Regions from separate parts of the Mus musculus genome. Here regions 2, 3, 4, 5, 6 and 7 are each linked to region 1. Evidence: chromatin loops called from intact Hi-C (ENCODE). Cell type or tissue: left cerebral cortex. All regions are shown on one strand. Region 1 has its middle 32 kb from the start of Gm25261. Region 2 has its middle 44 kb from the start of Gm35634. Region 3 has its middle 54 kb from the start of Gm35634. Region 4 has its middle 28 kb from the start of Gm35634. Region 5 has its middle 23 kb from the start of Gm35634. Region 6 holds the start of Gm35779 (a long non-coding RNA gene). Region 7 has its middle 34 kb from the start of Gm35634.

What was found. Peaks named below come from ENCODE experiments on the same cell type or tissue, not always from the same donor. Only the 100,000 strongest peaks of a DNase experiment are listed, where the experiment ranks them.
Region 2: it touches region 1 in a loop (2.4-fold over the local background); 7 of 42 quality-filtered maps call a loop at or near these places.
Region 3: a loop joins it to region 1, with 2.5 times the contacts of the local background. A loop is called at or near these places in 16 of 42 quality-filtered maps.
Region 4: it touches region 1 in a loop (2.6-fold over the local background); 4 of 42 quality-filtered maps call a loop at or near these places.
Region 5: it touches region 1 in a loop (3-fold over the local background); 17 of 42 quality-filtered maps call a loop at or near these places.
Region 6: it touches region 1 in a loop (5-fold over the local background); 7 of 42 quality-filtered maps call a loop at or near these places.
Region 7: a loop joins it to region 1, with 2.7 times the contacts of the local background. A loop is called at or near these places in 16 of 42 quality-filtered maps.

The regions. Positions count from the first base shown.
Region 1 is chr4:131,268,823-131,272,822 of GRCm38, reverse strand. No RefSeq gene overlaps it. Among named protein-coding and RNA genes, the nearest start is that of Gm25261, 32 kb to the right of the region's middle. In left cerebral cortex, a CTCF peak has its summit at 2,453; DNase peaks (open chromatin) are centred at 550, 2,481 and 2,626; H3K27ac peaks cover 1,120 bases.
Region 2 is chr4:131,362,847-131,366,846 of GRCm38, reverse strand. No RefSeq gene overlaps it. Among named protein-coding and RNA genes, the nearest start is that of Gm35634, 44 kb to the left of the region's middle. In left cerebral cortex, CTCF peaks have their summits at 624 and 2,023 (motif pointing right); a DNase peak (open chromatin) is centred at 2,033.
Region 3 is chr4:131,353,448-131,357,447 of GRCm38, reverse strand. No RefSeq gene overlaps it. Among named protein-coding and RNA genes, the nearest start is that of Gm35634, 54 kb to the left of the region's middle. In left cerebral cortex, no CTCF peak of the experiment used is centred here; DNase peaks (open chromatin) are centred at 881 and 1,798; H3K27ac peaks cover 1,111 bases.
Region 4 is chr4:131,378,947-131,382,946 of GRCm38, reverse strand. No RefSeq gene overlaps it. Among named protein-coding and RNA genes, the nearest start is that of Gm35634, 28 kb to the left of the region's middle. In left cerebral cortex, no CTCF peak of the experiment used is centred here; DNase peaks (open chromatin) are centred at 1,276, 1,587 and 1,986; H3K27ac peaks cover 578 bases.
Region 5 is chr4:131,429,880-131,433,879 of GRCm38, reverse strand. No RefSeq gene overlaps it. Among named protein-coding and RNA genes, the nearest start is that of Gm35634, 23 kb to the right of the region's middle. In left cerebral cortex, a CTCF peak has its summit at 2,444 (motif pointing right); a DNase peak (open chromatin) is centred at 2,471; H3K27ac peaks cover 55 bases.
Region 6 is chr4:131,485,367-131,489,366 of GRCm38, reverse strand. Gm35779 (a long non-coding RNA gene) reads left to right here and starts at 3,912. Exons shown (of 8, transcript XR_390804.2): 1 at 3,912-4,000. RefSeq lists an enhancer at 3,654-4,000. In left cerebral cortex, a CTCF peak has its summit at 2,361 (motif pointing right); DNase peaks (open chromatin) are centred at 2,385 and 3,751.
Region 7 is chr4:131,372,765-131,376,764 of GRCm38, reverse strand. No RefSeq gene overlaps it. Among named protein-coding and RNA genes, the nearest start is that of Gm35634, 34 kb to the left of the region's middle. In left cerebral cortex, a CTCF peak has its summit at 2,030 (motif pointing right); DNase peaks (open chromatin) are centred at 506, 2,104 and 3,394; H3K27ac peaks cover 485 bases.

The DNA of each region.
Region 1 (4,000 bases):
TCTCCAGGGACCCATCAAAGAGTATGATGGTGTCTTCTGCATCTACCCCAAAGCTGTGTGCATGTGCATGAACACACACACACACACACACACACACACACACACACACACACACTGTAGGTAAAGAACTGGAAGAACTCATTATGAACGGAACAGATGTTCTAAAAGCACCATGCCCTGTCAGCACAGGGGATGCCAGATACAACCTGGCCCAGACTCTGCCCTTGAGGAGTCTGTAGCAGGGCACGGAGACAGCCAGGCATCCGTGGCATCCTTCCCTCACACACAGAGGAGGCTAGAGGAGAATCTCAATGGCTGTGTAAGTGTGTGGCCAGGCCTCCACCAACCCTTCTGGGCAGACAGGAGACTCCTGAGGAACAAAGCCAGCCACACAGAGCAGAGGTGGCGAGGGCTGGACACTAAGACTCAGGTGTGACTCTGTGATACTAGGACTCCATCCCGAGGTAGACAGAGGTAGCTGTTCTAAGGCTCTGCAGCAGTGTTGAAACCCCACCAACCCAGGTCTCCCACAGGCTGCTCACAAGATCCTGCCTATTCTTAGCTACAGTCTGAGCCTAGGCGGGGCCAGGAAGTGATTCAGCCTTTCTTAGAGAAAAAAAAATCACAAACCCAAACCCCTGGAGCGGGTTCTAAAGGACCAATAACGGAGGCATCAGGGGTACAGGATTGATAAGCTTTGAAGAGGATGCTGGCCGCCTCTAAACAAGTGGAAACTGGGTGCCGCTCTGCCCCTTACATTTACAGAGAGGGAAACTGAGGCCCACAGAGCACAGAGGGCCAAGCCAAGGAATCCCACCCAGTTAGTGGCAGTGCAGGAAACAACATCCCCAGATGAGGAAGGGGACTTGCTAGGAACAACGAGCTTCTATTGGCACAACGGGGACAGGATACTTTGTTGGAGACATTCCCTGCCATGAGCTGACACTGGCTGTACCCATCAAGGATGGGGTTGATGGATGCCACTGTGTACCCCGTGTGCTTTGAGCCTTCCCCTGCCCTGCATCCTGTGCCTCCCACCACTGGTTGGCTGGATGCAGAATGGACACTCGCTTCCAACTCAAAACCTGCATCTGAGAGGCCAGCCGGCACCATGGTTTGTTTGAGACAAGGGGGCTACTGCTCCGGTTTGTGAGATACAACAGGATAGAGAATAGAAGTCCCATAGGGCAGGTGAAGCATTCAGACCGGCTCATACCAAGGCAGAAGTCCGTTGACGATCTGGAGGGCTGTATGCTTTCACTGACCCCGAAGCTCCAGCCTCCAGATGAGCAGGGTCGGATGCTTGTTACTAGGGAACCCTGATGTGGGAAGAAAGTTCCTGGTGACCAGAGGAGTCAGGGCCCTGCACACAGGCACCGAAAGGCCAGAGACCCCAGAGGCAGCTGCGCACCTGGCTGCTACTTCCTCTCAAGCCTCTGCCTCTTGGTTGGCATTTGAGACAGGTCTTGCTGTGTGCATTTGTGGACAGCCTGCAACTCTCTGTCCTCCTGCATCCTACCACCCCCAGCTCCGTCTTCTTTTTGAAATGGTGTGTGTGTGTGTGTGTGTGTGTGTGTGTGTGTGTGTGTGTGTCCAGAAGACAATCTCCTTATCTTCAGGTTCTGTCCACCTTGTTTTCCACACAAGGCTTTTTACTAGAGAAGAACTCACCAAGTAGGCTAGTCTGGCAGGTCAGTGAGCTCCGAATGGTCTCTGCTTCTCCAGCACTGGAGCTACAAAGGCTCCTGACAGTGGCCTGATTTCTCAGGCGGAGCTGGGATCCTTAAGCACCTCCTAGCTGTATACTAAACCTCCCAAGTCCCCTCTTTGCTCTCCCTACACCCCTCCTCAACCTACCCCTCAGGGTAGGCACTCTTCCTTCCTTCTTCCTTCTGGCCCTGCTGCCCTGCAGAGCCATTCACTGAACTGGCCTAGCAAGGACACCAGAGGGCAAGCTCCCTGTGTCTGTCTGGGTACACCCAGGCTCCTGAGACCAGATATGAAATGAAACAGCCTAGAGCTGTCAGTTCCTGAACACGGGAATTTAGGGGAAGACTTTCAAAATAGAGTGTCTGGGCTGAGATGTGGAGGAGATGTGGGGGAGACAGGGAAGGGCTGGGGAGGTTAGCACACATCAGCACCCCTGGGCAGAGAGGTGGATCCTGGCCAGTGGCGGGCAGTTTTGCTCATAGAGGGTCCAGGGAGCCGGGCTGTGGAGTCCTTGAGAGCCACAAATGAGTGGATGAGGGAAGGAAGGGAAGGGCAGTTCGGTACTGTTGGAGCTGGTCCTCAAGTCCTTTGAGAAGGTGATTTCTTCCTCCTTCTCTAGCATCTTAGCTCCCTCCCTCTCCTGAGTTCTCCCTGGGTCTCTCTGGACCCCTCCCACCTCTAGGCCTGCCCACCCTGCCCCACTACTCTTTCGAGAGCCTGCAGCACCACCTACAGACGGTAGGCGGCACGGCCTGGGGTGTAGTCCATCCACCTGGAGGACAAGGCTCAGACTGGACTGTCCCAGGCCTTGCCTCAATACTAGGGGCACTGCTCCCAGCTGACAAGGCTGGAATACCAGCCGCTTCTGCTATTCAGTCTCATCTGCTTCTTACTGAGACCAGAGCCACCCACCGAGGAATTCAATAGACATCCATTCTTAGCACGATTCCCAAAACCCTCAACGATGCCAAGCTTCTGATATCCTAAGAGGGCACCCAATTACAACTCAAGGGCCTGTGACTCTGTCCTGTATTTGGGGTGGGCCTTGAGACAGATCAGGCTCCAGGAGCCCAACACCACACTCTGTATCGACCTGTTCACCAGCGTTCCCAGGGACACCACTCATGCCAAGTATGTATTGCTGCCGCAGTCACCATCACAGCACTTACAGGGGACTGGCTGCCTACGTGCAGTCTCAGCCCTTGGATGTACTGGAAAGGCTAACTTTTATAGTGTCTCAGGAGGTAGGTGCAATTAAGACCAAGGGTATGTAACTTGTCTGCTGTCACTCAGCAAAGTCAGCTCTTCCTACTTTCTATCCTTCCCCTCCCCCATCCCTGCCCACCTGAATCAGGCTTATTTTGTCGGAGAGTTCAGAGGAAGGCATAGAGTCCATCCTGAGGTAGGGGGAGATATGGCAGTGGGAGAACTTTGATCCGTGATGCCAACTGTGGAATGACTGTTGGGGATTATCTTGATGCTGTTCATTAAAAATGGGAAGAATTTCCCTGCTGCGGGTGGCACCATTCCCTAGACAGGGGCTCCTGGGCTGTGCGAGAAAAGAAGCTGAGTGATTCATCACTTTCCACTTCTTGACAATGCATGCATGTGACCTGCTCCCTCAGACTCCTGCCGTTGTGACCTCTCCACAGTGATGGGCTGTGCTTTGGACTATGAACCTGAACCGTATATGTGTTGTGTGTGTATATGCACATGTGTGTGTATAATTTTACATAATTATATGTATTATGTAAAATTATACACATATATATACACATATACATATACATATATATATATACATATATATATATATATATATATATTTTTTTTTTTTTACAGCAACAGGAACAGAAACCAAGACAATGGATCTTTCCCATCATGGAAACATCTCTGGAAATGCTCTCATAGACATGTAGGGATACGTGTCACCTAGGTGACTCCAAACACAGCCAAGGACGGTGGAGGCCAACCATCACATTATTCCCATCCTTTACATCCTGCCTCCAACAGACATCACCACCCCTTTTCCTGGGACTCCATGACAATTCACACTTTGGAAGATAAGTCCAAAGGATAGAAGAAATGACTTGTCACTGAGGCTATGATTTGCTGATGGTGGGCCTCAGAGAGATCCTATCCTAGCAAACTTGGGCAATTTGGAGAAGACCAAGAATCCAGATACTGCCTTGCAGAGAACTGGGTAGCTCTGCAAGGGAGGTGGTACTTATGTAGGCACATCCAGAGAGTACCCTGGGAAGTAGAGATAGGGGGATCCCAGGACCCTTTG
Region 2 (4,000 bases), 94 kb before region 1:
AGGCTGTGACTTCAAAGGCCAAGGCTTGTTCTCTGCTGAAGGCTTCTGATGGGTTCCCTAGTGTCAGGACAGAGTACTCTCGCTCTCTCTCCTTTGTGTGTTATTTGATCACATGGAGACCTCAGGGCACTTCTGGCCCCTGGCCTTAGCTGAGCACTGAGCCTCACTACAGGTGTCATATAAATTACCTCACCACATTGACGCAGCCTCACCTGTATCTTCTGTGTGTGAAAGCTCCCCGCTCCCCGCTCCCCACTCCCCCTCAGCCAGCCATACTGTCAGCTCTATTCCAAGGCTGGCTCAGGTGTCACCAACCCCTCAAAGTCTTACCTGATCCCTCTGGGAGGAAGTGTCTTGTGTTGAGGCCACTCTTGAGGCCCAGGCCCAGATGTGACTGAGCCCTGTCATTGGTTCGATGCTGGCAGTCAGTCAAGCTGTCAGAAGATGGTGGGCTGTGACTGACACTGTCTCTTGCCCATTCTGGAAGCCCATTCTGGAAGCTGGGGTTTCTAGAGAAGGCTGCAGCAGAGGCTGTTCAAAAGCCTCTGTCCTTGGACTGTTGCAGTTGTCTGTTTGCTGGGTCTTTGCAAGGCCTCTCCTGGGTGTGGTATGTGTGGGTGGGAAGGTAGGGGGCGCTGTCACCTTACAAGGCCATCCACCCTATAGGATTGGGGCTCCACCTAGGGAATTTCACTTAACACTGTTACTCCTAAGGGCTGTCTCCAAACACAACCACATCAGGAATTGAGCCGCTGTGTGTAAATTTGGGAAATCTAGAACCCTTCCAGGATCCCAGGTAAGTCTCTGTTCTGAGGTAAGCAGGGGGTTAGCACATAGGGATGGACTCACAGCCGAGCTGAGGAGAAGATGAGAGAGGAAACATCCAAACAAAGGAACTGGCCAGCCGGCATGAGGGAGAATATTTTTCATTTCTAGAAACATAAAAGATGCACAAACTTCTCAAAATAATAACGTGCACTCTCCTGAGGGACTAAATCAGCCCGGTGGTAGGCTTCAAGAATGCTTTGATCAGGGAGCGAGGTGTGTATCTCTGCAGTCTTCTGTGTGATGTCTGTCTCATATGTAGATTTTAGCTTCAGGATGGCTTCCTGGGTGGCTGACTGCCGGACTGCTTCAGGATTCAGACCCATGCTTAGCAACAACTCTGAGAGACAGACCTACACATCCCAGAATTCTCTGCAAAAGCCTACAACTAAACTAACTCAACTGTCCTGAGCCAGCGTGACTTCAGACTGGCTTAATGCAGCCGTGTATACCTCATTGTTCAAGATGGGTGGTTTGTTTTCTGTGGGGCTGAGGGGAAGGGAGTAGTAGACATTGGAGTATTTCAGGGTTCTTTTTTCTCTTACCTTCCTCCCACAAACAGCACACAGTACTGCTAAGCCAGGCCTCCATCGGGAACTCAGGGTTGAAGTCCTAGATGCAATTAGGGTAAAATAGGACTTGGAGCCACTGACTAGCCTGGATAACTCTGGAGATTATCTTGAAAGCATGAGGGTCCTCAAGGGGGATTCAGGGCTGTCAACAACTAACTAGTGATCATGGGCTGTATGACAAAGGCCTTCAAACGTTTATGGCTTAAAAAGCTATGTTCTCCCAGGCCTCTTCCTGGCAGGGCTGAGGCACTGGCTGGTTGGCGCCTGCATCCCATGACCTGGCTCAAGGCTCAGTCACTGGCCAGGCTGCAGTCACATCCAGGATGGCTGAGGAGTGGCTGCCTCTGCTCATTCACATGACTCCTGGTGGCCTCAGCAGGCTTGCTTTGACTTCACTCATGTGACCCTCACGACTGTCTTCAAGGAAGCAAACAAAGGAGTGAGATCTAGCACTGCTGATGACAACCCAGCTCTCTGCTGCCTCCTATCAGCTCGTCCTGTGTGACAGAAGGGGACAGTCTGCAGGGACCAGAGAAGGACAGGAACCAATGGTAGGAGCAGGAGGAGGTGAGAATCTTGGGGGATGTCCACGGGTCTCTTAGGCACTTCCTCTCAGCGCCATCTGACCTTTCAGATGTGACCACAAGTGGGCGCTCTCCAGAGTAGGATTAACACTAGTCCCTGCAGAGAGAGACATCTGTGAACCAGAAAAGACCTGTTATGGGGGCAAGGGCAATTCTTCATCCTTTTTGATCCCAAGTAGCAACAGGACATTTCTATATCCACTCTAGCTTGTTTTAGCTCCCAAATAAATGCCACAGAGACCTAATATATTTATTAACAAGGTGCAGGGACTAGGCTGGACAGACACTCATCTATTCTAACTCCCTATGGCTGCCTACTTCCCTGCCACATGGTCCTTCACCTGCAAAGTGGAGTCTTGCCCTGGTTAGCTCTGTTCCATGTCCTCATGGAGGCTCTCCTGACAACCTGCCTACAGCTGCGAATCCTCCTCCTCCTCCTCTTCCTCCTCTTCTTCCTCCTCTTCCTCCTCTTCTTCTCCCGTTCTATTCTCTTGCTTTTTTTTTTTTTTTTTTTTTTGCTTGGGCCTCCCTGTCTAGGAGGATCAGAAGCTCTACCCTATTCTCTTCTGCCCAGCTATAGGCTGAATCAGCTCTTTATCAGAGGTGATGGAAAAGAATCTTTACACATCACTGAGACGGGGGATGCTCCAAATACCACAACAATGCTAATGTGTGTCTGGACTACAACCAAATCTCCAGACACAGCAATCAGCATCTGAATACACAGTGCACAAAACCATCCCCAACAAGACCTGGCCCACACCTAATCTCCCAGTGCCTAGATCTTGGCCTTCACACCTTAGGAACTCATGAGAAATGACTGGTCCACGGTCTCATTGCCCTGAGGTACTCTCCTTGGAATGCCCCCATACAACCTCACCCTACTGAGACTTTGGAGCCCAAGAATGGAGATAATTCACAGCTTACAGAATTGGCCAAACACGCTGGTAAGCACAGCAGGCTGCGGGGACAAGCTGGCAGCAAACCTCCAGTTTCCAAAGGATGCCGTATCCTGGGATGAGTAGTGAGGGCTTCCTGAGCTTCTCATTGCTCCCTGGTAGATGGGAGAGAACAGACTCCCACTGGTTCACTTCCTCCCTCTAGTGCAGGCCTCAGGTAGACAGCTACCAGGGAGACAGGTGTTCAGCGAGTGTATTTCTTGAGTACATGCCTTCTTCTTGCTGGTCCATTCCCATCCTGCACAGGGGTCTGTGTATCCATCCTTACTTGGACTCAGACACCCAGAACCCATTCTGCAGCAGGATTCCTCTCCTTAGGAGGTAAGGGAGATGCTAGAACACTGCCACTCATCCAGGCCCAAGCTTGAATATGTGCCTGAGGGTGTGAGTGTGCAGAAGTGCATGTGAGTCCAGCTGACAGGTCATGGTACTCTGTGTATCCTCCAGCTGATGGTGTGGCCACTTCCCGAAGTCCTTGCTAAAGAATTTTCAGAGAGGAGGGGTCCTCAGCTCCTATTCCTGCCCCACTCTGCCCTTCCCTTTGAACACCAGCAGCTTGGCACCTGGCTCAGCTCCTCCCCAGCCAATCTCCCTGTCACTACTAAGTAGGTTACTCAGGATCCTGCACAGGCTCCTCTCCTGTGGCCTTGGGCCCCTGGAGATGGCCACACCCCTGCTTTAAGGCTCTCAGACCCAGCAGCATCACCAGGCTTTGCTCCTGACAGGCCTCACACAGCAGCTGCAGGCAGAGAACTCCCTTGGTCCTTTTATCTTGCAGCTTGTTTGACTTCTGGTTTCACTTGGATCTGACAAGCTGTGATTGGCGGATACATCCCTTACAGCCTCCACACTGATTTTCTGCCTCTTGATTTCTGTTTGTCCTTGTGATTGATTTATTGGAGGAACCGAGGGTTGCCCCAGAGTCCTCTAACTGATGCTGTTAGGTGCTGCTGAGGACTCCAGCCCTTTCAGACCCAGCAGTGCAGCTACGGATTGGCATGGTCCCAGGGTAGACTCTGAATAACTTCATCTGATTTGGACCGGGTCAGGCCATCAAATT
Region 3 (4,000 bases), 85 kb before region 1:
CAGTACTTTGTAAACATACAACTTCCTCACTCACTGATTGGCTTAATAAAGAGCTGATGGCCACTAGCTGGGCAGGAAAGGGAAGAGGGGAGACTTCTGGGCTGAGAGAGGCCTACAGAGAAGAAGCAGAGATGGGAAATTCACCAGAGTGACACCAGGAAGGGACAGGTGCTGGGACGGAGAGAGGGTCAGGGGAGGAAAATGGGCAAAGTAAAGGGGGGAGGGGGAGAGGTGTGTGTAATCCGGCCACATCCAAGAATAGTCAGGGTTAGTTTCTTGACATAGCTGAGAGTCTGCCCACCTATAATGCCTAAGTTTTTATAAATAATAAGTCTCCTTGTCTTTATCCACCCAATTACAGGTCCAAGAAACCCCCCTATAGCAGAGTCCATATTGCTTACTTCTTCCAATATGGCGGCTAAAGGGTATGTCTTAGACCCTAAGTTTCTGTTTGCCTTAGGGTCTGTACCTAAGAGATATCAATACCAGCCATAGGAAGAGAGGCCAAGGGGTTTGGATGTAGAGGAATCTCTGATAGGAGTGGGGGTGACGGCAACAAAGAGACCAGGGACTCGTTGATGCTGAGGAGGATGTAGACCCAGGTTCTCCTGCCAATCAGCCCTGCCAGCTGCACAGTATGTTGTGAGCTAAGAACTGCAGTGTCACGGATGTGAGTCCCTTGTAACTTCCCTATGTGAGCCAAGCATCCCTAGAAGGACAGACACCGCCCCCCATACCCCCAGAATCTAAAACTGGGGAGATCAGGCCGCTCTCCTCCCATCTGCCTCCGAAGCTCATTTCCTGTTTCATGGCTTTAGAAATAGACCTGCCTCACTGAGCGAGAAAAGGCAAGTCAGCTCAGCTGCGAGGGCTCTGCGTGTGCGCTAGCCTGGGAGACGAGGATATTTCGGGAGCCAGATGTCTGCGTGGGTGGAACTGCTCAAGTCTGCACAGCTCAGCGCCTAGATACTGCCGAGTCAGCGATTCCTTTTACATCCAAGACCCCTGGTCTTTTCCCTTTGACAGGTATTTATTGATGACTCTTAGGTGCAGACTCTGAGGTAAGCAGAGAACTTAGAGCCTATCAGGGACACTGTCTCAGAGAGACATAAGCTGATCATGGATGACCCCCAATGGGGAATTCATTCGTATGTCCCGCAGTCTTACTGAAAGCCTTTAACCACTGTGTTGGGAAAACTTATCAAAATATCACACGCTCTTTCCCATGTAGCCCCAGCTAAGATGGGAGCTAGCAGGATCTAGATACCCACAAATGAGGGCACAGCCACACACTCTATCAAGAAAGGCTCCTGCTGCCGGGAAAATGTGTACTGGGGGGTTATGGTCCCAAATCAAGTGAACAGGTCAACCCAGAAACACCTACTTCTTCGCACCCATCCCCACCTGGTCCTGGAGTGCTTCTATCTGATGGGGTTGGAGTAGAAACCACTTCAGGACCTTCAGCGAACCATGGCAGACTTCCAACTTGAGCACTTGCCCTGCCACGCCCCGCTCAGCCCCACCCACCAGCTTCAGGCCCAGCTGGGTCTTCTCCAGGCTGCCCTCCTCAGTGCCTGTTTCCACACCGGTGTCCTCCTTCTGGCACCCAGCCTTGGGCTTGAGCTGCTGTGTGACCTTGGGCAGATCACTTGACTTCTCCAGGACCTTGCTTCTCCATGTCAAATGGGGACAGTCATGGCAGGAAAGACCACCTGACTTTCTGTGTCATCCCCCGCCCTCCCCGGGGAAGAGAATCTTCCCAGGCAGGAGCTGTCTTTTTTGAGTCAGGCCAACGCTTGCTAACTCCAGCTGTACTTTCTCAGTTCCACTTTGCTGTGTGCCAAGAACCAGCCGAAACGTCAGAAACGCAACTTCGAAGGCACGAAAGGATTAAAAGCAAACACTGTTGGTGGTTCCTGCATTTGGCTATCCAGCCAGCAGAGCTATCCGCCATGTTCTTGGCCCTGGGATAGCTGCTTTACCCTGTGGCATAAGCAGGGGCACAGGGCATGTGCATGGCCATACATAAATGCTGTTCTGCCAAGGGTGATGATAATGCTGGTGATAATGATCATGGTGGGGATGGTGATGATGGTGGTAAGAATGCTGATGGTGGTAAGGATGCTGATGGTGATAGTGATGCTGATGGTTATGGTGGTGGTGAATTTTTGCGATGACGTAATGGTGATGATGATGATGGTGGTGGTGGTGGTAATTGCGTGCACATTCAAGTCACTAAGTACCAGCCTTTTTCCACTGGCTCATCTCTCCCAGCCTGTCATCAAGGAGGATGCTTGCTCCTTCTGGGTTAGCTAATCATATGACCCACACCTTCTGGTCATGTGACCCACACCTTCTGGTCATATGACCCCCATTGAAGCTCTTTTCAGTCAGGCCAGTGTTTGCCACTTATATGAGATGCTTTTTAATAGTCAAATTCTTAGAAGTAAAAAGTAGAATGCTGGCCCCAGGGCCTGGGGAAAGAGAAAGTAAGGAGTTTCAGAGGTGTGTGTGTGTGTGTGTGTGTGTGTGTGTGTGTGTGTATACACCCCTGCCACAGTGTCCACATGGAGGTCAGACAATAATCTGTGGCTTTGGTCTTCACCTTCTACCTTGTTTGGGATGGGGGTCTCTTTGCTGGTTCTTCCCTGTGCACACCAGGCCAGCAGCCCAGGGACTTCTCCTGTTACTGCCACCAGCGTCCCTGCAGGAGTGTTCAGATTACAGGTGAGTATATGAGTTCTGGGATTTGAACTCAGGTCCTCAGGAACTTTTACCCCCTGAGCCACTCCCCCAGGCCCGAGTCCTAGAGATCAGACTGCTAGCATGCACACAGAGACCACTACTGTAGATATCACTGAAACAAGGTCAAAATAGTGAAGTTTATGGTGTCCGTGTTTATGATATATATGTTTATGGTATGCATGTCCAACCACAATAAAAATAGTGAAGTTTATGGTTGAACACACACACACACTATATATATATATATATATATATATATATATATATATATATATATGTTCAACCATAATAAAAATGGGCTCCAGCTCTCTGAATCCACACTCGAGATTCAGGATCTAACCTAACTGAACTCAGAGTCAAGAAGAAGTCGGTGAGTTTCTCCTTGGAATGTGTCTGCAAGGACAACTCCAGAGATAACTGACAGAGGGAGCACCCACCTTGGACTTTGATGTCTTTCCTGATACTCTCTACACTCTCAGAGGGGGCTCCTAAACACACAAAGCAAGTAGACCAGGCTGAGAGTGCAGACAGGACCACATCTCCTAAGCCACAGAGCCACAAGTGCATCCTGTGTATAAACCTCATGGTACTTGGGAGAACCCACTCTCCAGGGATAGAAGTTTCCAGAAGCTGCCTCTCCAGCAACAGAGGCCTCGACCCTGGAAGCTCAAGCTCTGAGGACAAACAGCTCTCAAATCCCAACCTCAAACTTCCAGGGTCGCATCTTCACCTAATAGTCCCAACGCTAGAAAATAATTGAGTTCGAAATCAGGGTCTTAGATTCTCAAGCCTTACATTTTTTTTTTATTTTAATTGTCTTTGCTTGTTTGTTTGCTTTGAAACAGATTCTTTCTATGCAGCTCAGAATTGCCTTGAACTAGAGGCAATCCTCCTGCCACCGTCTCTCACGTGCTTAGATTAGAGCCAGCATACCCAGCTCAAGTGAATTTCAGCACTGTAACATACTGAGTGAGAGGATATCACAGAATCTGAGCTTCACAGGGGAGTGCAGACTTGGCATCTCCAGTGCTGTACAGGTCCACCTGCTAGGCGTCCAACCCACAGCCATGTTCCAAGCAGCTTTCAGACACCAGTTCATACTTCATACTACTAAAAAGTGGGGAGCCCCTGGCCTGGTAAAGCCCTATCCTAGCCTCCCACAGCTCTGCCTCCTTGCCCTGTTCCTCTATTGAACACTTGTTTCTTAACTACACAATATTTGTCTTTTGTCTCCTTCAAGCATAAACAGGAGCCA
Region 4 (4,000 bases), 110 kb before region 1:
ATAAATAGGAGACAGGAAGTTCCTGCCACACAATCTCTCTCTGTGCCCAGAGAGGAGGAGACATGGCCGCACCAGAGCAGCAGTACCTCACTTTTCCCATTCACTCACTCACTCATTCAATCACTCACTCATTCATTCACTCACTCATTTATTCACTCACTTATTCATTCATTTACTCATTTATTTATTCATTCAGTCACATACTTTTCACTCATTTGTTCACACACTTTTCATTCACTCACTCATTCATTCACTCACTCATTCATTCATTCAGTCACTCATTTATTCACTCACTCATTCATTCACTCACTCATTCATTCACTCACTCATTCATTCACTCACTCATTCACTCATTCGTTTATTCATTCACCCATTCATTCATTTACTCACTTATTTATTCATTCAGTCACATACTTTTCATTCATTTGCTCACACACTTTTTATTCACTCAATCATTCATTTAGTCATTCACCCATTCATTCATTTACTTACTTACTTATTTATTTATTTACTCACACACTTTTCGTTCATTTGCTCACACACTTTTTCATTCACTCATTCATTCATTCATTCATTCACTCACTCACTCATTCACCCACTCACTTATTCATCCATTCATCCACGCACAAGCCTTTTTTTAGTGACAGTAGTAAGTCTGGCCTAGCTGAGCCTGGTGTCAGGACATTCAGAGACTGATGTCTTAGGTGGACAGAGATGGCATTTGGGTTCCTAGTCTGAGTTAATGATAGAACCAATGAAGCAGCAAGAAGAGGCCCTGACTTAGTTGCTGGGGACTTAAGGGAATTCTATAGCCTATAGCTAAGGCACAGAGAGACTAAGAATCTGGCTGAAGATACACATAGACACAGGGCGGGACTCTAGCCCATGCTTCCCTGGAAAAACACCTGGGCTTTCACCTTCACAACCTCCATCTGGTCTACCCTCAAGGAGCAAAGAGTCTGCTTTGGGTACAAGTAGGGTCTTCTCAGCCAGGAGTCTTAGTGGTATTCCCTGTGAAGCTCGCAGAAGAAGCCAGCACCGTCTAGGGCTGCAGCTTCCTGGAGACTGTGAGGTGGTGGCTCTATTGAGCCTAGAATGGAGATCTTGGCACCTCTGGAGACAGGACTACTGTTCAGCTCAGAGCTACCACACCGGCCCTCCAGCTGAGCCTTAGCTCTGGCCAGCATGATGATACCACAGCCCTGTGTGGGGACAGCTGCTGGCTATGGTTGGAATCACTCTACTGCAGTATGGTTCTGGGCACATCACCCATTCTGTCAGGCAGAGGCCTTTCTATGTGAGTCTACTAAGAGGTAAAAATAATGTTGAGTGTCGAGATATGAACAGGCCCTTCCTCCAACGCTGCCCGAGACACAGCTGGGCTGCTTGCGTTTGGGAACAGAGGGGTCAGCCTTTTGCTTAGCGCCCAGAGGCTTTGTGCAGGGCCTGATCTGCAGCTGGGCTTGGCATACAATGGGTACCTAATAATTGCTGTTGACGCAGCCCGTTCTGGACTGAACACCTGGCTTCCCCTGCCACTCAAGCACTAGCGAGCGAGGCAGGAATCCTGGGTAAAGCTAACCCCGCAGCCTCACTGGAAAAGGGAAACAGAAAAGGTTCTCATTCCAAAGAGTAAATGTCATGAGCTTGGGGGAGGATCCCGGGGCTCTGAAAATAAAACAACCGTGTGAGGGAACGAGGGGGAGAGAGGGAGAGAGGGAGGTGTGGAGGGGAAGTGAGAGCTGGAGAGGAAGAGAAACCCGTTCCATGGTGCCTCCTGGGGAATCTGGTATGGGGGCTTGGAGCAGCTCTGGGCATGCCCTGGGAAGTGGCTGATGGACCATGGGACTGCTAGGCAGACTGTGGTCTCCTTGCAAAAGCTCTTCCGTCACCCCAGACACATAGAATGCCACCGTCCACACCGCCCCTCCCCACCGACTCCATAACTCATGCTAGAGCCACCCCGCCTGTGAAGCGGGAGCTTTCTTAGAACAGAACCGAGTTGTGTTGATTTCTGGGTCCCAGTGCCTGCCGATGGCTTGGCCCTCGCAGGGTATTTGGTCGGTAGGCAATTCATTTGTGGTAAGTGACTGCTTACCTTGACCAGAGTTTCTTCTTTCACATAGGGTGGGCATAGCACCTGACACTTGCCTCAGAATGTCAAGGTGTATAAAGTGATCTAGTCCATGCCAGTGTGTGGGTGGCACGTCTGAAGAAGTGGGTGGGCCTCTGCATGGGGGAGGGGCTCTGCTGGGTGGGCGGAGCTGGACAGGCTGTTGCTACGTGCAAGTGGTCTTTAGGGCATTTGCTCAGAACCCCTGGCCCACTCCTCACTTGCAAACAGTGACCTTTGCTACCATTTCCCAGGAGCTACTCTGATCTGTCATTGTCCTCGGCTTTCTTGTAGCATCTCCTCTTTATCAACACAACGCACGGAGGTGTTGAGACAGAGGTTCTGAGTGATCCCTGAGAAACACAGATCCTGTCCTCATAGTGTCCTGGCTACAATTTCAGGACAAGTTTGGCAGATGAGAAGGTGAAGAGGAGGAGGGGCTCTGCAGGGTGGGCGGGGCTGGGGGAAGGGCTCTGCAGGGTGGGCGGGGCTGGGCACAGAGCAGTTATCTTGGGCTGGATGAGAAATGTCCCTACAGGATCATGTCTTGGTGGTGGCAGGTTGTGGGGTCTGGGTGATGAGGTGAGTCACTGAGCTGGGTCTTTGAAGGTTATACACCAGCCATGTTTCTGATCCCACTCCCTCTTCATTCACCAAGATGTGAACTGGCTGTGCAGCAAGCTCTTGCCAACATGGATAGAGCCATTCCAGCCACTGTGGTGAATTGCATCTTCCAAACCCATGAGCCAAAGTGAACCTTTTCTCTATAAAATTGCCTCTGTCAGACACTGTGCTCCATCTATGAGACAATGGCTAACACAAACAGAAAGAAGACAAGCGTCTCTCCAGAGAGGGCAGATCCCAGCTGCTACCCACCTGCTCCATTGAAAACAGACAATTGAGCTCAGGCAACATGTATGTGTATGTGCAAACGCGTGTGCATGCATGAGAGTGTCTATATGTGTGTGCACACGCATATACATATGAGTAACAATGGAGCTCACATCAGCTTCTCTGTGCGGTCATCCCCTCTGGGAATCTGATGCCTGAGTGACAGTCCCGGAGGACACTGCTTCCTGGCATTTTTAGCCTATGGCAGGTTAGGATCCCAATTTTTCCCGTTTGACTCAATCCAGCAGCCCTAATCTTCTCCGGAAGGAGTCAGATTGAACAGCGAGAGTTCCCCTGGGAAAACCAGAGTGCAGAAGTGGAAGGCCACGCTGGGGTCAGGTTTCCCCAAGCCTGCCCACTCATGGCTTCACTGTCCACTGTCTACTGTACATCATCTATGAGTTGAGTGTCCCTATTGATGTCCCCATATTGATGTTGTCAGCTGCAGAGGTGGCTGTGGTGGGAACAGGCTACATTCTCTGACTGGAAGGTCAAGTCTCCCTCTGGCTCTAGTGACTTAGAGAGGACACATGATCTCAGCTTTGACTTACTGTTTGTAGCCCTGGGAGCTTATTAGGAAGCTTGCCAAGGCCTCTCCCCATATCTTGCTCTCCGTAGCTCCTATTGATCTAGTCTTCACCTCTTCAGAGGCACCTCTCTATTCAGCTACCTGTGACCCTCACACTGGTCACTAACAGGGGGGCAGGATCCCCCAAAGGATGCAAATTTAAAGAATTCAGCTACATCCCATTCTGTTCCCCTGCACCATCCAACTTAGAGTCCACCCATCCCCATCAGACCAGAAGGGTTCACTCAGACAGAGCCAGGGCCACACCCACATAAGCCTGTGACTGTGCAGAACTTGTCTGGACATCAAGGCACTTGGACTTGTAACCCCAAGCCTGTCAGAAATTTGCTTGTGACCTTGGTCAAGTCGTTTATTTTTCCTGGGCTGGTGGATGCCATGCAGGAGGAGCTGGGTGGACAAGTGAGCTC
Region 5 (4,000 bases), 160 kb before region 1:
TAATCACTGTGTTTTCCAGGGACATTTAGTACTCCTGTTGACCAGATCTGAGGCTCCACCCACTCAGGAACCCAGGACTCTCTTTTCCCTCAAGAGCAATGAGAAGGGAGAGGATTGAGTGGAGGGCCCAAGGGGGTGGTGCTGGGTGGGCAGGGATGTAATCTGTTTGTGATGGATGGAGTCAGAGTGAGGAGCTGATGTACATCCTGTTGGAACCGGCCAGCATCCCATAGACACCCATCCTCCAGCAGCTAATGATTAGCTTGCTGCTAAATGTCCTGAGGGATTCTTGTCTCCATTGGGCCCAGTCAGCTGGGGATGCCTGGGGTTACTGCCCTCCTTGGACCACCTAGTTGACACCGGGCTGCAGGATAGCTGACTCACTGTCTGTGTGGAACAGCCATGAAGTACCACACATACTCCAGTGCTCCCCACAGGTCCATACCCTTCCTGCCTTTCTCCTGAATAACTCACCCTACATCTGCCCATGAACCTCCTCCTTCTAGGGAGCCTGGATTATGACATCCAAGGGTCTGGCTCATCCCCGTGTAGGGCATGCCTCTTTCACAACTGGTTTTGAGGAGGACAGCCTGGACCTCTGAGGACCCTCTCAGACCCAGGCCCCTGCCACTAACCTCAGCCTCCCTTCCATTCGTGTCTTTAAGACTTCCTCATCTAGACCTCCTTCTGCTCCAGATTTGATTGACAGATGCTCCAGAGAGTGGGAAAACCAGGGTCCCCCAGGGCAGCCAGTGTCTGGTAGAAAATGCCATATCACTAGGCAACCAATAGATATTTCTTGAATTTGTGCAGATAGACAGAGCTAAGCTGATTAATATATTTTCCTTTCCCACGTGAGGCCTAGGTCTACAATGCCAGTGTTCTCGCCCCCCTCCCGATGAACTGGCTTTCAGGTCAGTACAGGGCTTTATCTCACAATGACAGTTCATTAATAGATTTACGAGGGGGCGAAGACGGCTTGGTCTGTCTAAAAGGCTTGTTTTGCATTTCTCTTCTTTTAATTACACAGTTATCTCCCAGACCAAGGCTCTTTGAAAAACCGAGAGAAATAGACCCCCTCCCTCCATCTGCTCCAGTTCCGAGAATGCAATTAGTGAGGGCGGGCGATGTGCTGGGGCTTCCTGCTCTGCTAGACCAGGATCCTCTCCAGGACTGCTGGTGGCTGGGAAGCTCAGTCACAATGGGTGGTCGGCATGGGAGAGACTGCTTTGAGCATGGGACTCAGTAGCTGAGGACGGCACTGTACCTCAAGAGCTACCGTTTCTTGGGTGCCTTCCATGTGCTAGCAGGTATGTCCTACCTGTGTTCTGAGGGCCACCCTTATTCCCGGATGCCTGTGAATGTGACCCAAAACATTTGTAGCCAACACTGTCATGCTATAACCTTCATTGTTACTGGTTTTAGATCCATTTTACAGACAGAGGAACTGAGGCAGTCAGCTGTGTGCAGGGCCATGGACTAGAGGTAGAATATGGGTATGGTTGTGGAAAGTCGGGGTTGACCTAAGGCACCCGGGCTAGAATGTAACACCAGATCTCAGAAGCTTCTGTCATTTCCACTCTCTCTTTCTACTTGGTAGCTTTTCTGGGCCTCAGCTACCTTGACGGTGAAATGGGCCCATCTCCAACACAGGATGGGTGTGTCTTAGGCTGGGATGTGTGTTGAAAAGGATGTTCGTGGAAGGGAAGATGCGGAGCTGTGTGAAGCGATGGACCACACTTGGCCTCTGGGTTGCAAACCAGGGTTGGCTCAGATCCGGCCATAGAGCTGGATGTTTGTGCGTGTGGAGCGAGTCACAACTTCAGATGACTTCACCCAGCACCTTCCCAGAGACCTCTGCCGTGGAACAGATCTTAGGAAATCAGAGTAGAGTCCCTGCCTCCTGATGGCTCATATGTGACACCACAGTGAGAGTCCCTGGTGTCTCCCAGAATGGGCAGTGCTGGGGGAGTGGGGGTGGCAGTTGACCAATGCTGACTGAAGAAGCCGAATCCCTAGTGACTTGGAGCAGAGCCTATGTTTTCTGTAGAGACTAGATACTAAATATATTAGGGCTGATTTGGGGCTTGAGGGACTCAAAAATGGGTCTAGAAAATGAATCAGGTGTGGTCAGAGGCGGGAAAAAAGCCCCACATCTCTGCCTTTAAAAAAAAATGACATAATCTAAAATGTAGTCCAGAAAAACTGAAGCCTGAACAGCATACAGTATTGATGCATCATGGAAGACTTGTCATGAACTTCTTTCAATCACTAAGAGAAAGGGGAAAGAGTTTCTAGCTCACGACCCATTCCAGAAGCAGCCACAGGCTACCAGTGAACAGCTAGCCATTGTTTGCAGACCATGGTTTGTTGTTGCTTGGTGGCTCTCAATCCCACCCCAGCCTTCCCTCGATGAGCCATGAAGCAATGCCCAACTCTGTCAGTAGAGGGCACTGAAGGGACACTGCGGAAGAAACAGTTTTGCATTTCTCGCTACTGTATCTCTCTCATTTGAGGAATCTGACCACAGTGGTGCACAGAGACTGCACAGCTCTTGGTAACCTCGTGGTCCATTCAGGGACAGGTGACCATGTGCCTGCACTGTGATGAGTCTGATACTTCCAGCTACAGTTGATGGAACATACCTCCCTCTTGCCTGCCTCTGGGGAGATGTCTTCTACCTGGGGTACTTGCCAAGCAGTTCCAGCCGGACCAGATAGCCTCTTTGCCACTGTAGGCTGAGCCTAGCTTTGGAGCAGGCCACTGTCAAGCTATCTTCCTCGCTAGCATGTCATATCCTCTAGTCACATCGCCAAGTAGGGTGTCTTTTCATTAAACTCTGTGACTCAGATTCTAAAAAAAAAAAAAAAAAAAAAAAAAAGACCCAGGCAGTCTGGGAACAATGGGGTCTTCATAACCAATGATCAGGATGGGCTCTGTCTGCCACATGGTCGTGGTTTCTGAGAACTCAGTTTGTTTGGCTGTGAAATGGGAGCATTGCCTCCTCTCCTATGGGCACCTGAGACCCTAAAGTGAGTTGGGGCTAGTCCAGTAGGGAGTATGGGTTGAGGAGCCAGGCCTGATGTCTGTATGCTGGACATTCAACTGCATTGTCCTGTTTCTAAAGGGTTACATGTATCAGTATGTAAATATCTATCAAGTTGTAGGGCCTGGGAGGAGTGTGGTTCAAACCATTACCTTACCCCCTACTTCCTTCTTCCCTTGGGAGGTCTCAAACCTCAGGCCCTTCAGCCTCTGGTTTCTTTCTTCAAATCTCTGGGGACCCCACAGGCTCTGGCAGCTGAGATGCTCTCTTGGCGGTGTCCAGGTACTCCCTCTGTCACCTCATCTGTGTGGTTACTATAGCAGCCTTCACAGCCTGGGCAGGGCTGAAGAACATAGGCAGGAACATAATGAGGCCACATAGTCTGATCTGTCTTCTGTTGTGACAGGTACAGTCCCCACAAAAAGGCTGCAGGTCATGAGCTCAGGTCCTTGGCATAGGGATGCTAGCTTCCACCAGGCTGCCTGAGACCCAAGCTTGGGGCCTTTGGGACTTCCTTTCAATTAACATCATTGGAGATCCTAGGCTAGCTAGGGATGCCCAGTGGTCCACACAGCCTGCCACATGGAGTCCTAGAGGCATGACCCTGCAGGACAGAGGTGGAGAGAGAGAGCCACTGTCCCTTGGGTCCTACAAGTGGAACTGGAACACTGCTGGTGGTCCCTGAGTCCAAGACTTGCATCTCTGCTCCCCTCCTATGAGATTAGAGAGCCCCCTGCAGCTCCCAGGACCCCAGTCTGGGCCCAGATGAGCCTAGGCCAGACAGGGTATTCCCAAAAAGCTGCTGAAATCGACAGAAGAGATGGCTTATCCTTTCTCCATGGCCAGATCTATAAGCTCTGTACTCTGGCCTTTTTCACAGCAGCAACTGACTCCAGGACCCCATCACAGGAGTTGCTGAGGCAGAACTGCGGTTTGGGGGGGGGGGCATGGAGA
Region 6 (4,000 bases), 220 kb before region 1:
ATAAATGATGTTTCTGTCTACAGAGTTAGGACTAGAGCTTCCAGAAAGGCTGGGAGCTGGGGGAGGCCAGAGGTAATAAAGGAAGGAAGTGGGAGAGAGGTCACCAGACCATGTGGGAGGACAAACTCACACCCCAGAGCTGCCGGAGTGGATGGCTGAAAGTGGAGTAGGAGACCAGGCAGCAATCAGTGGGGCACAGGAGGCAGGAAGTGTGAAAAAACGAGCCTTGGAGTGGAAGGCTGTGTCTTCAGTCATGAAGGGCCTCATGTCAGGAGAGAGTGCAGACTGGCTTGGGTGGCCTCTGACACAGAACCTGGGAGACAGAGGGACAGGCTAAGCACAGTTATTAGGGAGGTTATTACTAGACTCCTTGTCAGAGCTTTGAGACCCGTGCACCTTGCAGCTTACCCTATGATCCCTGGAGCTGGCTCTGCACACGGCTGTGTAGCCAATCCTCCCAGGAGTCCTCTCAGGTAGCCTTTAACAGAAAAGGAAACTGAGGCACAGAAAGATTCAGCCCGGGCTCAGGGATGTCAGCTAGCGAAGTATAGAGCCAAAAGTCGGTACTGAAGTTTCTCCAACTCCTAAGTTCTCAAATCTCAGGGCCCCGAGATACCTCAGATCTTGTTTTTTTAATTCCGAATCCATAATTTAATGATGCCATAAATATGAGGTCCTGCATTACTAACGGAACATGAGGCTGGGAGCCTTCGAGTCTGTAATCTGGTGCTAAGTCTCGGGCTCTAAGACGATTGCTTTCAGATTCCCTGTGTCTAATATTTTATGGGAAACACAGGGAGTTATTTAAAGCCAAGCAGCGGGAGGTAGAACACTTCCTCCTCTCCCCAGAGCAAGCCAGCAGGTCAAGGCTATATTTCCAAGAGCCTGAGCTGTCTGTCTCCACCCCCCTGGCCCTGGAGGCGGGCTGGGGAAGCCAAAACTCTTGCTATTCTGGGCCCATTAATTTGAGTTGTCCTCAAGGAAGGTGTTAGAAACCGGTGTTTGGAGCAGCAGGCTGCTGACCCAGAGGGAGAAGGTCTGTAGGGGAACTTTCCAGAGATGGGCTGCCAGGAAGCACCTACTGCAGGCCAGCAGTCGGCAAGAGGATGTGAGGGAGCCCTGGGGGGTTGCAGCAGACGGGCCCTGCAGGATGGGCCTTGCATGAGGGAGCCTGATATCCCCTTCCACCCCAACTTCAGTCCTGGAGCGCCCTTCTGTTTTCTTCATGGCACTTAACACTGTCCAAAAATAGTCTTTCCCATCACCTCTTTCTGGCTTTCCATAGCTCATTAGCTACCACTGAGATGCTGGATTCCTGGAGGCCAAGAATGAGGATGGAACCACAATGGTAGGCATTTATTTGTCCTGGAAGCAAGGGAAGCTCCAATCGACATCTCAGCCCAGGACCAAGATGTCACCCACCTGAATTCCTCTCCTGACAATGACCAAGGGCAAGGGATGGCCTCTCTGCCTTTGTCTCTATAAAGCAGAGATGGTCACAACTCTGTTCATCTCATTTCTTTCAGCCAGCAGAAAAGGGTCTCGATTATTCCCCCACACTGTCCTGCAGGGATGCCATATCCCGGAGAACCAGTTGCCATTGTCATGCCTCCTAAGATTCCCAAAGGGGCATCAAAGCCCCTCCCAGCTTGACCCTTAAAGAGCCTAAGCTCTTCCCTGGCAGCTGCAGCCTCCCTCTTGAGAATGCCTCACTCACTGTCTCCCTGCCTAGATAGTTTTCCCAGCATCCTCTCTGTTAGCCCTGCCCCGTGGAGGGGCAGTACATTTTTTTTCTCCTTAGGCCACTGCAGCACCACCTCCACCACCACCCCCCACCCCAGTCTTCCGGTACCTTCTCTAGGTTCCTGAGATCTGACACCATCCTTGACACATCCTTCAACAATGCCCAGATAGCAAACTAACATTCCATGGGTATTTCCATCTGAGCTCCTTTTCCAAAGCCTGCCTGCACAGGGTGGGTTTCCCTGTTACACGTAGGAGTGAGATGCTTGGTTTCTGGAGACTGAGCTGACAGCCCCTCATTCGTATCTGCAGGATGGAGCCTTCCCAGGACAGCAGAGGCCTCCCATTCTTGGGCAGCTTGGGTTATTGGTTGAAGGGAAAGGCAGTATATTAAATTCCTCTGGTCTTGGTCCCAAGGGGAGCAGGTGCGGCAGGTAATGAGGTTGTCAGGGGAACAGAGGCAGCTGGCATTGATGCCTCTCAGGCAGGAAGAGGCATGGCCTCAGGCTGTGGCCAATAAGGTGGAGCCTGGGCTGTTCCAGGGCTATACTTCTCAGTCTGAGAGGCAGGAAGAAAACTGGGACTAAGCCTTGTCCCCTAGGTGGGGGACACTCTGGGCAGTACCAACTCTAGCCTGTAGGTGGCGCTGCAGGCTCTTGCAAGTGCTACTGTGCCTGTAGGCAGGGCACGGAGCTGGGAGGTGCAGGGAGGGATGGAGAGGGAGAAACGGGATGGGGGCATGGTATGGAAAAGTAGGAGATAGTGGTGGAGGAACTGTCACTGAACAGTCTGGCTCCCCCAGCCTTCAGAGTGAAACAAATTCCATGGCCCATCTTACCCTTACCTTATCTGCTGAGGACTCTCTTCCTTTCTCCCATCCCCAAACCCTCCTTTGAAGACCTGATGCCATCATCCAGGGTCCAGACCCCTCCCTGCCCAAGGGTTCTGCTGTCTAATCTGTCTAATAACCTTATACCCAGCTCCTCCGGGTCACCTTGCATCCTCAGGTCTCAGCACAGACACGCCTCCTCTATCACCACCTCTAAGACCCAAAGTCCAGGGTCAGGCCACCCAGGCTCCTGTGTCTCAGCTCTGGTCACTGGCCAGATGAGGTGCTTCTGGGGACAGGGACTTGGCCCTCTAGTGTCTTGGTGTAGCCTGCCTGGCAGGTGAGCTAGCAACAGAGGGTACCAGGCAGTGCCTGAGGAATGGGTGATAAAAATGATGAAGGGTTAAGGATGAAGATAAAGAAGAGAGCATGGACCAGGAGCCGGCAAGGATTCCTGAGCACTGGGGGAGGGGGACTGGGGTGAATGGGGGACCCCGGGCTTCCATGGGCACTTCCTTTGTTGCTGCCAGGGTGTTCAGTGGTCTGTCTGAGGCCCGCTGACTCACTGCCATGAAGCTCCTGCTTGTTGGCAAATGAGGGTTTCCTGTGTCCGCTGCTCAGAGCAAGAGGACACAGAGTTGGTGCAAGGGCCCTGGTCTCCAGGAGCGTGTACTCGAGGGAGCATGGGATGGGGTGGGGGGACTTGAGGAACCCTGGGCTTGGCTCTTGCCCTTTATTTCTCTCTATGAAGCTTTGATGTCTTTAGTCTTCCAGCCTCACACACTTAAGCTACTTACAATCACCTTTCAGACCCTAAAGCAAATTATACACAGACATACACACACACACAGACACACACACACATCCACACACATGCACAGATATATACATGTACAGACATATACATGCATAAGTAAATGCATGTATACAGACATACACATGCATGCAACACACACACACACACACACACACACACACGGGGCGGGGGGTGGGGGGTGTCAAGATATGGAGAATCTACCAGCCTCCCATCAAAATAAAGCTGTATATTTGCCCAGCTTAGGGAAGAGGTTGCCTGGCTGTGCTGCTTTGAAACTGGCATCAATTCCAGTCCCATCCTTGCTTCCCATAGCAACCATAGTAACCAGAAGTTCTTCTTCCCAGAGGCAAAGTGCCAGAACTTTCTTCTCAGATCAGACACCTCCTCCTCCAGGAAGCTTTCCCGACGGCAGCTCTCTGGTTAAGAATCCCTTTAATGAGCCTGAGAAATTTCCACTCCACTGCTTGTCCCAGTATATAACCAGAGTCTGCTTGTCTGTTTGTCACCTCCCTCAAACCCTGGACCAAGTCTGGGAGTCACAACTGAACCTCCAGAGCCTCCTACGGCTGCCGCCATTATTCCGTGGAGTGGCCACACTGCCTCGCCTGTCT
Region 7 (4,000 bases), 100 kb before region 1:
TAATTTTTCTGATGTGACATAAGACACTGTAGATACTCATGCTGGGTACTTCGTATGCTTAGGACTGCTGCTCACAGTATTTGTCATGCTGAGTCTACTTGCTTTTACTGTAAGAAGCTATCAGAAAATAGACCATCAACTTAATAACAGCTTTTGGGGATGGGGTGGGGGTGGTGGGAGAAGAAAGAAAACAAGAGAAAGATGAGATTAAATGTCTAGGTCAATCAAAAGGTACATCTTACTGTAGAATGTTAAAGCATGTCTCGGAATTGAAAATTATAATATTGCTACGAAAAGCTGCCCTGGGCTTCAGCTGCCTGGGGCCCCTCCCTTACAGCACTGAAGCTGCTTTGCTGGGTGACTGGATTAGCATTGACTCTGATGTGAGCTGAGGGCTGGCCCTGGAGAGTGCCTCCTCCTCAGGCTACTAGGCCCTGTGAACAGTGAGCAGGTGCAGTCACTTGCTCCCCAGCCTTCTAGACCTGGACCTGGCATGAGAACACAGAGTTCCTTCCCCCTAGCCCTGTGCTAAGTTTAGTGCGCCTCATTTCTTGCCTTGCCGGATCCCCCAGGCACAGTTTCTGAAATACACCTAGCAGATGGTATTCCCTTCTTTTCAGGAGCATCCTGGGTGTCTTTGGAGGAGCAGGGAGGAGAGGAAGAGGTAGAGAAAGAGGAGAAGGAGGAGGGAGAAGAGGTGGAGGAGGAGGAGGAGGAGGAGGAGGAGGAGGAGGAGGAGGAGGAGGAGGAGGAGGAGGAGGCAGGACAAGAGAGAGCTGGGATCAGAACAGTTGGGCCTGTTACACCCATGTGCTCCTAGTTACCTTTAAACGGGATTAAATCATACTTGATTCCCTTAACCTCCATTTGGATCTTTTCTCAGAGAAGCAAGTTGACATTGCAGGAGGGAAAAGAAGGACCACGTGGGAAAGATGCTGCAGCCCGAAGCCGTGGAGGGTAGAGACTCTCTATCCACCATACTACCTTAAACCTAGAGAGCCAGATCAGCCAGTGATGGTCAGGTGAGCCAGGCACAGGTGGGCAGGGGGCCCGGCAGGAAGGTCAATGGCAGAGGTCAGGTTGGCCCTCTGGAGCAGAGGTTTGCAATGGGAGCTTTGGTAGCTAATAAGGTTTCAAATTCAGGGGCTCCCCCAGAACCTGTCTGTGCTAAGCCCACTGGTGGGCTAGTTTCTTTTTCATGTGGGCTTCTGGTCATCTTGCTACTGAGACCCTCTCTTCAACCACTCTATGTTGGCAAATTCTTGCCTTGGCCTTGGCTCCTGGCCTCCCTGCCTTCTTGGTTCCCTTCCTGGTCTTGTGATCCTATGTTTACCCCCACTCTCTGGGCATCCCTTTCTATCCTTTTGGTTTCTGTTCCTTTGTTTTCTGCTGATCTTTCTGTCTCTCTGATGATGTCTTCTACCCTGTCCTTGACCACTAAACAGCTCTTGGGTTGAGTGCAGTGGCCGTCAATCTTCAGACACTGTAAGTAACAGACAGGCAACAGGCCCTGGGCACTAGCAGCAAGCAAGAGTGGAATATTGTTAAAAGATAAATTCCACTCTTGGCCATTTTTTAAGATTAATGCAAGGCCTTAGAGACAGACTCCAGGCAAGCTCCTGTAGACACAGTGTCAGAAGAAAAGAGTTATTGCATGTCCTGGCTCCAGGCCACCCATTGGCCCTGGTACAGTTATTCTCTCTGTTGTACACTTGCACATTGTTGCTGATGGCTGCAGCAGCACCTGGGCTGTCACATGGTGGCAAGCCTGTGGCCAAGAGCATTTCTCTACTTTAGGATCATCGTCTAACATTCTATTCTCAGACGCATCCTTCCCTGTCTTCAGCCCTGGCTCCCTTTGCCCTGACCTCCCTGTGATCCAGTATTCCTGAATTCTCAGCACACTGCAGACACCAGTGACTGCAGATGCTCAGTGACAGCCTTTGATTTTTGTCTTGCATATAGCCATGAATTTGTGGTGGTCCAAATGAGAAAAAGTCCCCCAAAGGCTCGGGCATTTAAATGCTTGGTCCCCAGTAGGTGGCGCTGTTTGAGAAGGTTTAGAAGGCAAAGTCTTGCTGGAGGAAATGTGGGTGGGGAGGGGGCACCTCACTTTTCCTCCAGCCCACCCTTACTGCTTTGTGCTGTTGTTAAAGATGTGATCTCTCAGCTTCCTGCTCCTGCTGCCATGCCACGAAGAAGTTGCTCTGGGTCATGGTGTTTTATCACAGTGACGGAACAGTAACTAACATGGCCTCTGCGTGGGCCTTTCCTTAAGGAATGCACTTGCCATTCCTAAGAGCCCCTGTACAGATCTATTCAGGTCCTGCAGGGACTCACTGGCATCATCTTAGTGAAACCAGGCTCTCATAACTAACTGTGACACGGCACATGGGATGTTCTCCCTGTGCGCTCTCAGGATGACGTCACACAGTAAGTGATGAGCTCAAGGAGAAAGAAGAGGGACTTGGAAGTAGACACACCTGCTTCAGATTCTGGTAGTTTTATTCGCCGGTCACATGATCTTGGGTGACTCTCTCAAACCACTCATTTCTCTACAGTGAAGACCTTACATGGTCATACCTGGTCACTATGAGCTTGTTTCAACATCTGTGACAAGTCTCCATGCATCGGGGCCCATCTTCTCTGTGGCATTTCTTCTGCTGTGCTTGAATAGTCTCTGTCTGATGTGCTCACATCTGGAGAGGGGTCTTCCTGGCTTGAAGCAGCAGCAGCAAGTGCAGTCTGGTGCATCGGACTGAACATGGTGGACTCTTCAAATGGCGACTCTGCTACATCCTCGTGCCCCCAAGTTCAGGGCTCTTCCCTCTTTGGTCTTTTGTGCACTGGGTTCGATTCTCATCCCCCATATCACAAATGAATGAATGAATGAATGAATGAATGAATTAGTGAACAAATGATTTTTAGATAACTGGTTTAGTCTCTTATGTTTCCTTTGAATCAACATGTGTTTTATTAGCTTAAATTTATACCTTTTGGGTGTGATGGGAATGAGCAGTTTTACAAAAAAGAAAACCACATAGACACATGCACAGGTACACACACACACACACACACACACACACACACTTTTCCCGTTTGTTGCTGATATGGGCACCGTGACCACAGAGCACCTTTGGGCCCAGATTTTTTTGTAAGTGGTACTTTATTGCAGTGCCCAGCATTCTCCAGTAGAAACAGTGAGAGCAAAGTTATAACCCGTCTTTTATTAATATCTTTGAGACCTAGGGAACATTCTTGTCCTATTAGGACTCTGAAGAGCATCCAAAGAAAGCATATAGTGCCTGTTGGGCTGCCATGGTTACCCGTGTTCAGCTTCCCAAAATGAGAGGCAACACTAAACAGGACATGTTTCTCAGCCAAGTCTGGGAGGTACCAGGCTTTCCTCCTCTGCGGAGTGTCTGTCTGTAGACTATGACACCATGGTCTGGGACAGAAATAGCCAAAGACTTATCTGTGTCAACTGAATCTAGTGGAGCTCCTAAAGGTACTCATAGCTGAGCCTGGGGGGTAAAAGAGTCATAAGTTCAAAGCCAGTCTGGATAACACAATGAGACCCTGTCTCAAAATAGAAATTAAAAGAGATATAGCTAGTGTTAGATAGAGATGAGACAGAGATAGAGATAGAGATAGAGATAGAGATAGAGATAGAGATAGAGATAGAGATAGAGATGATACAGAGACAGCCATAGAGACATAGCTCAAGGGCAGAGCACCTACCTAACTTGCTCAAAGCCCCGGGTTTGAGTCCCCATACCACAAAAAGGAAGGAAGGAAGGAACAAATGATTTTTTTTTAGATTGTCATTTTCTTCTGAAGTCCCTGCCCATGAACTCTGTACTGTCACCAAGCCCTTTGACGGAGGGTGAGGCACTCACTCACAAGAAGCGGAATATTTCTAACCTCGGGTCCAAGTCAGCGGGGTTTGAAGCTCAACAGTACACAGGAGCTGAGGTCCGGCGGGGCTCATCTTATCTCT